Linked DNA regions of Homo sapiens: region 2 is linked to region 1. A link is a contact called in ENCODE Hi-C or POLR2A ChIA-PET data. All regions are on one chromosome and are shown on one strand. The core of a region is the stretch at or near the end of the contact, and the rest is flanking DNA. Distances in the headings are between cores, read along the strand shown. Region 1 overlaps NEO1 (neogenin 1). Region 2 has its middle 86 kb from the start of ADPGK.

Evidence for each region. A loop is a pair of places that touch in the nucleus more often than their neighbours do. ChIA-PET counts read pairs that join two places held with the same protein, here RNA polymerase II (POLR2A). Pooled maps may share reads with other maps.
Region 2: a map of gastrocnemius medialis shows a loop between it and region 1 (2.6-fold over the local background). The contact joins two enhancer-like sites. A Hi-C loop is called at or near these places in 1 of 168 maps with a recorded cell type or tissue (gastrocnemius medialis) and 1 of 50 pooled maps. POLR2A ChIA-PET finds 5 or more read pairs at or near these places in 1 of 52 experiments (RWPE1).

What each region holds. Positions count from the first base shown.
Region 1 is chr15:73,077,455-73,080,251 of GRCh38, forward strand. The region is part of intron 1 of NEO1 (neogenin 1); the gene reads left to right. Among named protein-coding and RNA genes, the nearest start is that of NEO1, 26 kb to the left of the region's middle. Within about 2 kb of position 1,462, at least 2 of the 41 ENCODE cell types and tissues checked have a DNase peak (open chromatin) inside an H3K27ac peak, as active enhancers do.
Region 2 is chr15:72,868,350-72,871,192 of GRCh38, forward strand. No RefSeq gene overlaps it. Among named protein-coding and RNA genes, the nearest start is that of ADPGK, 86 kb to the left of the region's middle. Within about 2 kb of position 1,507, at least 2 of the 41 ENCODE cell types and tissues checked have a DNase peak (open chromatin) inside an H3K27ac peak, as active enhancers do.

The sequences.
Region 1 (2,797 bases), core at 212-2,711:
CACATAAACAAGTAAGTACAAGGAAGCTTGTGTGAATGAAGTTCTGCTGTACAGCTCAGTGACTTTCTCTGATTTAAGATGTAGCTCTTGGCAATTTCAAATAGTTTGTGTTCTCTGAAGGAGAAGTCCAGTCTATTTAACTGTGTTTAGCAAAAACTAATTATGATTCTCTGATGGGAAATAGATTCTCAGACTCATTTATTCATTCAACAAGCATTTATTGAGCAGCTATGTATGAGGCACTGTGCTAGGTAACGGGAGAAATAAGTTACCAGTCTAACAAATGGCATATCATACGTAAAAATAATACTGCTGAGGAGAAGGTGATATATGCTGTAAAAGGGGTGCAGAGTGCTTTGGGTTTTCTAAAAATGAGAAGGTTACTTCCATGAAGCAACTCAGTGTAAGCTTTATGGGATGATAGAATTTGATAGATCTTGAAGGCTGGGTACATGGTTCCTCTGTCCATTGCGCAGGATGTTGGCCCTGGCTTAGCAGTGGAGACAGACCTATGGCGATGGGAAGCGGGAGAGGAAGTATAATGAGCAAACATCCAGAAGTGGGAAAGCATTGGTGATATGGGCAACAGAAAGTAATTTACTTGGAGGTTTAGGGTGGTGATGTGAAGTGGCACAAGAAAGGGATAGAAAAGAAGCGTCCTTGATCTGACAGTGGTGTATACTGTGAATTGGAAGAGTGGGTTCAGTCTAGGCTGTTTACCCAAGTTGGTGTTTCATGGACCATTGTTCTTCTAATCTAGTAGTTTAATAGTTTTATATTAGGGGAGGGGAAAGTGTTCCCTGTTCAAGTAAGCTAGAGAATCCCTGCAGGAGAAGCAGGGAGAAGGATATTGACAATGTAGAATGCTTTCTGTGATATACTGTATTCAGTTGTGTTGCCGTATTAAACACAGTGGATGTTTGAATGTTCTGTAGATTTTTATCACCTGAAATTTGTTGGTTTTCATGCTGATGTCTTCAAGGATGATTCAGGAGGAGCAGTATAGGTGGCTGGTCTAGTTTCATTTCCCAGCCCCAGTCCACAAAGGGCTCTGTTTATCTAAAACAATGGCAGTGTTTCCTACCGTCCTGCTAAATAAGAGGTCTAACACACAGTAAAGTGTTCTTAAAAGATTTTAGGGACACTGAGGTGTAGGGTGTGGCACGGGCAACCGTTGGTTGCACAGATACAGTAGATGCTCTATGTTTCTATTGAGTTAAGATACAGTTAGCTGTATTTTCCTTGTATCTTTCTGCAGATCTCTTCCTTCATGCCTCCTCTAGAAACACTAGCAGCGCTGGGTGTTTCTAAGGTCTTGGGGACCTTAGGCAAGCTGGTTAACCTCTCTGTGCTTTAGTTTTCTCATGTGTAAAGCACTGTGTGCTGGAGATTTTTAAAAAGTGTGTTGATATAGTAAGTCATTTAATCTGTGGTTATATACCTAGTAAATGACAAGCAGGAATTTGAACTCAGGCCAGGCTCTTAACCAGCTTGCTGCATTACGAAATACTAAACAGTGTGGTTTTCCCTCCTGGAATTCCCTTTCTTTCTAAGTGCATTATCTCTTATACCCTTTGTTTAGTCAGACTACTTCCTCTATTTCAAAGAGAAAGGAAAGAAGCTCTTTTTTAATTGTTCAGAGTTGTGTATGGCAAAGAGAATGCCCAAATAGATTTTGTTTTGGAATCTTATTGTTACTGGTTGTTTACTGCCCCACATCCTTAGCTCCAAAGAGCAGAGAGGATTTACTGTGAAGTTTGGCATGTATTGTAGGCTATTATGCCATGTAATAGGCCCAAAATTGTGGCCCTAGGAATACAAATTATGTTAAGACATTTAAGGCAATTTCTAGAAATCTTTTTCCCTTGAAAAGAGTACCAATAATTTTTCTCGCTAATGGCCAAAATTACTCAAATCTTACTTTTGGACTTTTAAAATATATTTTTACTGCGTTATAGTTGAAATGTAGGTATGGTTGAAACGTAAATCTAGATCTTAAGTGTACTATTCAATCAATTTTGCTGTTGGTACTATTCAATCAAATAGGCCAGTGGGTTTTCTTTGTATTTAATCAATTAGTATGGGAAAATATTTTTATTTTAAATAAATGTCTCTCTTTATTTTTTGTGTATTTCTAAATTCATATGTATTTTCAACTCATTTTTTCACTCGGATACATAGTTTAACAACAGCCTATTGGAAGTACTCTTTTATATGAGTTTCTGCTATACTTGAATAGTTTCCCTTCAGAAATGAACTGTTTGTGTTGGAGCTACATAGAGTGAATAAATTTCCTGGGCGGAAACGATAATAAAATATTCAGGAAGTTATTAGGAAATGAGAACTTGTGTTCTTGTTCAGTCAGATAAGCTTCTGAGACCTTTGCATATATCAAAGCAGATTGTATTAGAGGAAGGAATGAGAGATTTGGCAACTTTCTTCTAATAGTGATAGGGACCTTGGTCAATAGAATGATGGAATATATGATGTATAAATGAAAGAAAAATTCTCAAAGCAAAGTTGTTTGAGAATTGTTTTTTCTCTCTCTTTTTGTTTGTCAGGGAAGAAAAGTGAGAGCTTTCTGAAGTTAGGTTATGTAAATAACCCAGTAGGGAAAACTGTTCCTGGGGGAGACCTACAAATAATTGATGGCAATAAGCTTCAGGAGTATGAAAGAAGTGGATGAGTATGCCTTTCCCCCATTGATTCCACTCACATTTTTTCTTCTCTGTGCTTTGCTCTCTTGTTGCCATTAGACAGTTTCTATCTGTCCTTAATTTTAGCCAGTTTGTTCTAA
Region 2 (2,843 bases), core at 257-2,756, 210 kb before region 1:
AAGCTGGGAGCCTTTCTCTGCTGAACTTTCACACTTGACTTTGCAGGTGTGATTAAATTTACCAATCTTTCTGTCTCAAGATCGGTAACCTTAATCACACTTGCAAAGTCCTTTTGCCATGTAACATAACATATCACAGGTTCTGGGGATTGGAGTGTAGACATCTTTGGAGGCCAGTATTTGGCCTGCCATAGAGTGTGATTAAGAGCTTCATCTCTGCATCCTCTTCCCCTCCCCCTCACAAATTCTGGTCCTTTAACCTCAGGGTGAGGAAGAAGCCCAGGACACAAGAGAAAAGCCAGGTCTCTTCTTGGCTTACAGGTGAAGGTTTCCCTTATTTGAAGTTGTCTGCACAACTTCTTCAAAGAGAGGCTGGTTTGAGAGCTGGAATCCCACTAGGGGTGTTGAAAGTAGGAAAAAGTGAGGAAGAACTGAGGTTCTAACTAACCTCAGCCTTTATCCAAAGCCTTCTCCATTTACCAGCAACACAGAAACAAACATTGATGTGTGAATATTCTATAGATTCCTCTGCCCAGTATGTAGCTTCAAGTAGACTATGAACTCTCCTCCCTTGCTGGGGAGCCCAGGCCAGACAACCAGGCTCTAGGAAAGCATTTATATGTATTAAAGATGTTCATATGTTAAAAAATACAATTTGGGGGGGTGTTTGGAAATATGAAATATTTTCACCAGGGGCTAGCTGAGAGCCAGGCGACCCTGCAGGAACCGGTTCATGGGCTGCTTCTGTGTACCCTCCCCTGTGTGCCTGCTCAGCATCTGGGCCCCTTGACCTCCTGCTCTCTGGAAGGGTCTGTCAGTCTCGCAGGTAGCAAGCCTGTAGGATGCAAAGCAGTCAATCTGTGGACACTGTTAAGGACCAAATCCCTAGCCATAGACACCATCTGCTCCCAGGAGGATTGGTGTTTGTCCTGTAGGACCGACCTCTACTTCTACCCCAGCTATATGGGGAGCCAGGGCAGCTCTGGCTTCTGGGTTGACCTCCACTTCGGGCTCTTGGGCTCCCACTGCTTGGGGTGTGTCATCACCTCTCAGACTCTCAGTGGTGTGATTACACTTTGTGAGCAAGAAGGAGAAATGTCAAGGTGGTGCCTTATTGGGTACAGGGCTAGGGAATAAGACCTCAAAGTATCCCAGAAACCTAAACATCTTCACTACCACCAGGGGAGGTCGAGTGATAAGAAAGACTAATCAGTACTTTCTGGGTTGCTTATTTCAGGAGCCTAACCTTCACCTCCCTACTCAATTCCCTTTTCTATTCTCAACCTTCCTGATATCCATTGCTATCCCCACCTTGCTTGTCCTAGTTCTGATCCTCTTTCTAGCTTCACTATAAATAACACCACTAACACGCCACACACACACACACACACACACACACACACACACACACACACAAAACTAGATATATTACCATAATAAAAAAGTCACTATGTTAGGGATCCTTAAACTTTGGTTTGCTTAGGGGTTGCTTAATAGCAATCTGGCAGTGGCCTGAGCCCCACCCCTGGACATTTTGATCTGGGTCTGGGGTGGAGTCTGAACTACTCTATTTTTAACAAGCTATATTTTTAACAACTACCCAGGTAACTGTTGACTGATGCAGCTCACTGTCTGTGACCTGGATGATCAGGCTGCAGCCTGACCTCCTTTTAGGGGTAGGTATTTTTAAGCTGTTTTATAAGCACTTTGTTCTAGTCTCTTTCCTTTATAGGTTAGAAATACCTCTGATTTGAACCAAGGCCAGTTCAGTATTTGGTACAGATCTTAATACACTGGTAATTTTAAATAAATACTTACACTGGTAATTTTTTATAAATACTTTTTAAATATCAGAAGTCATTTTTGCTTGAAACAAGCCTTTCAACTCTGAATCTAAATAGTCACTAGTGGATGCAAATTCATTTGGAAAGGATAAACATTTTTTATTTGTTTTCACATACAGTACTCTGGTGTCTCTCAATAGACAATCATCAATTTACATTCATTTATTCAACACTGATTAAGCAGGGACATTGTATTAGTCCATTCTCACATTGCTTTAAAGAACTATCTGAGACTGGGTAGTTTATAAAGAAAAGAGATTTAATTGGCTCACCATTCTACAGACTGTACAGAAAGCATGGCAGGGGAGGCCTCAGGAAACTTACAATCATGGAGGAAGGCAAAGGGGAAGCAAGCACGTCTTCACGTGGCCAATAAAAGAGGGAGTGAGCGAAGAGGGAAGTGCTGTATGTTTTTAAACAACCAGATCTCGTGAGAACTCTCTCACAAGACAGCATGAGGGGGATGGTGCTAAACCATTAGAAACCAGCCCCATGATCCAATCACCTCCCACCAGGCCCCACCTCCAATACTTGGGATCACAATTCAACATGAGATTTGGTTAGGGACACACAGCCAAACCATATCAGATATAAAGATGAATAATGACTAGATGCCTTTACGAGAATTTCAGGCCCTGTGTGCTCTGATCCTGACCTGCACCCCCATTGTCATTTTGCCATGACAGGAACTCCCAGCCCTGCACCAGCCACACTTAGCTTCTTACAGGTCCTTGAACTTGCTAAGCTTCCTCTCACCACTGAGTCTTTGTCCATGCTAATCCCTCTGCCTAGAATGTTCTTCCCTCCTTTTTCTAATTCATTTCTACTTATTTTTCAGCCTTCAGCTCAAAGGACACCTCGAGGAATATTTCTCTGGTCTCCCAGACCTAGGTTAGGTTGGGCTCCCACATCATAAGATCTCTTAGTTTTTATGCCTTTTTTTTTTTTTTTTTTTGAGAGAGAGTCTCGCTTTGTAGCCAGGCTGGAGTGCAGTAGCAT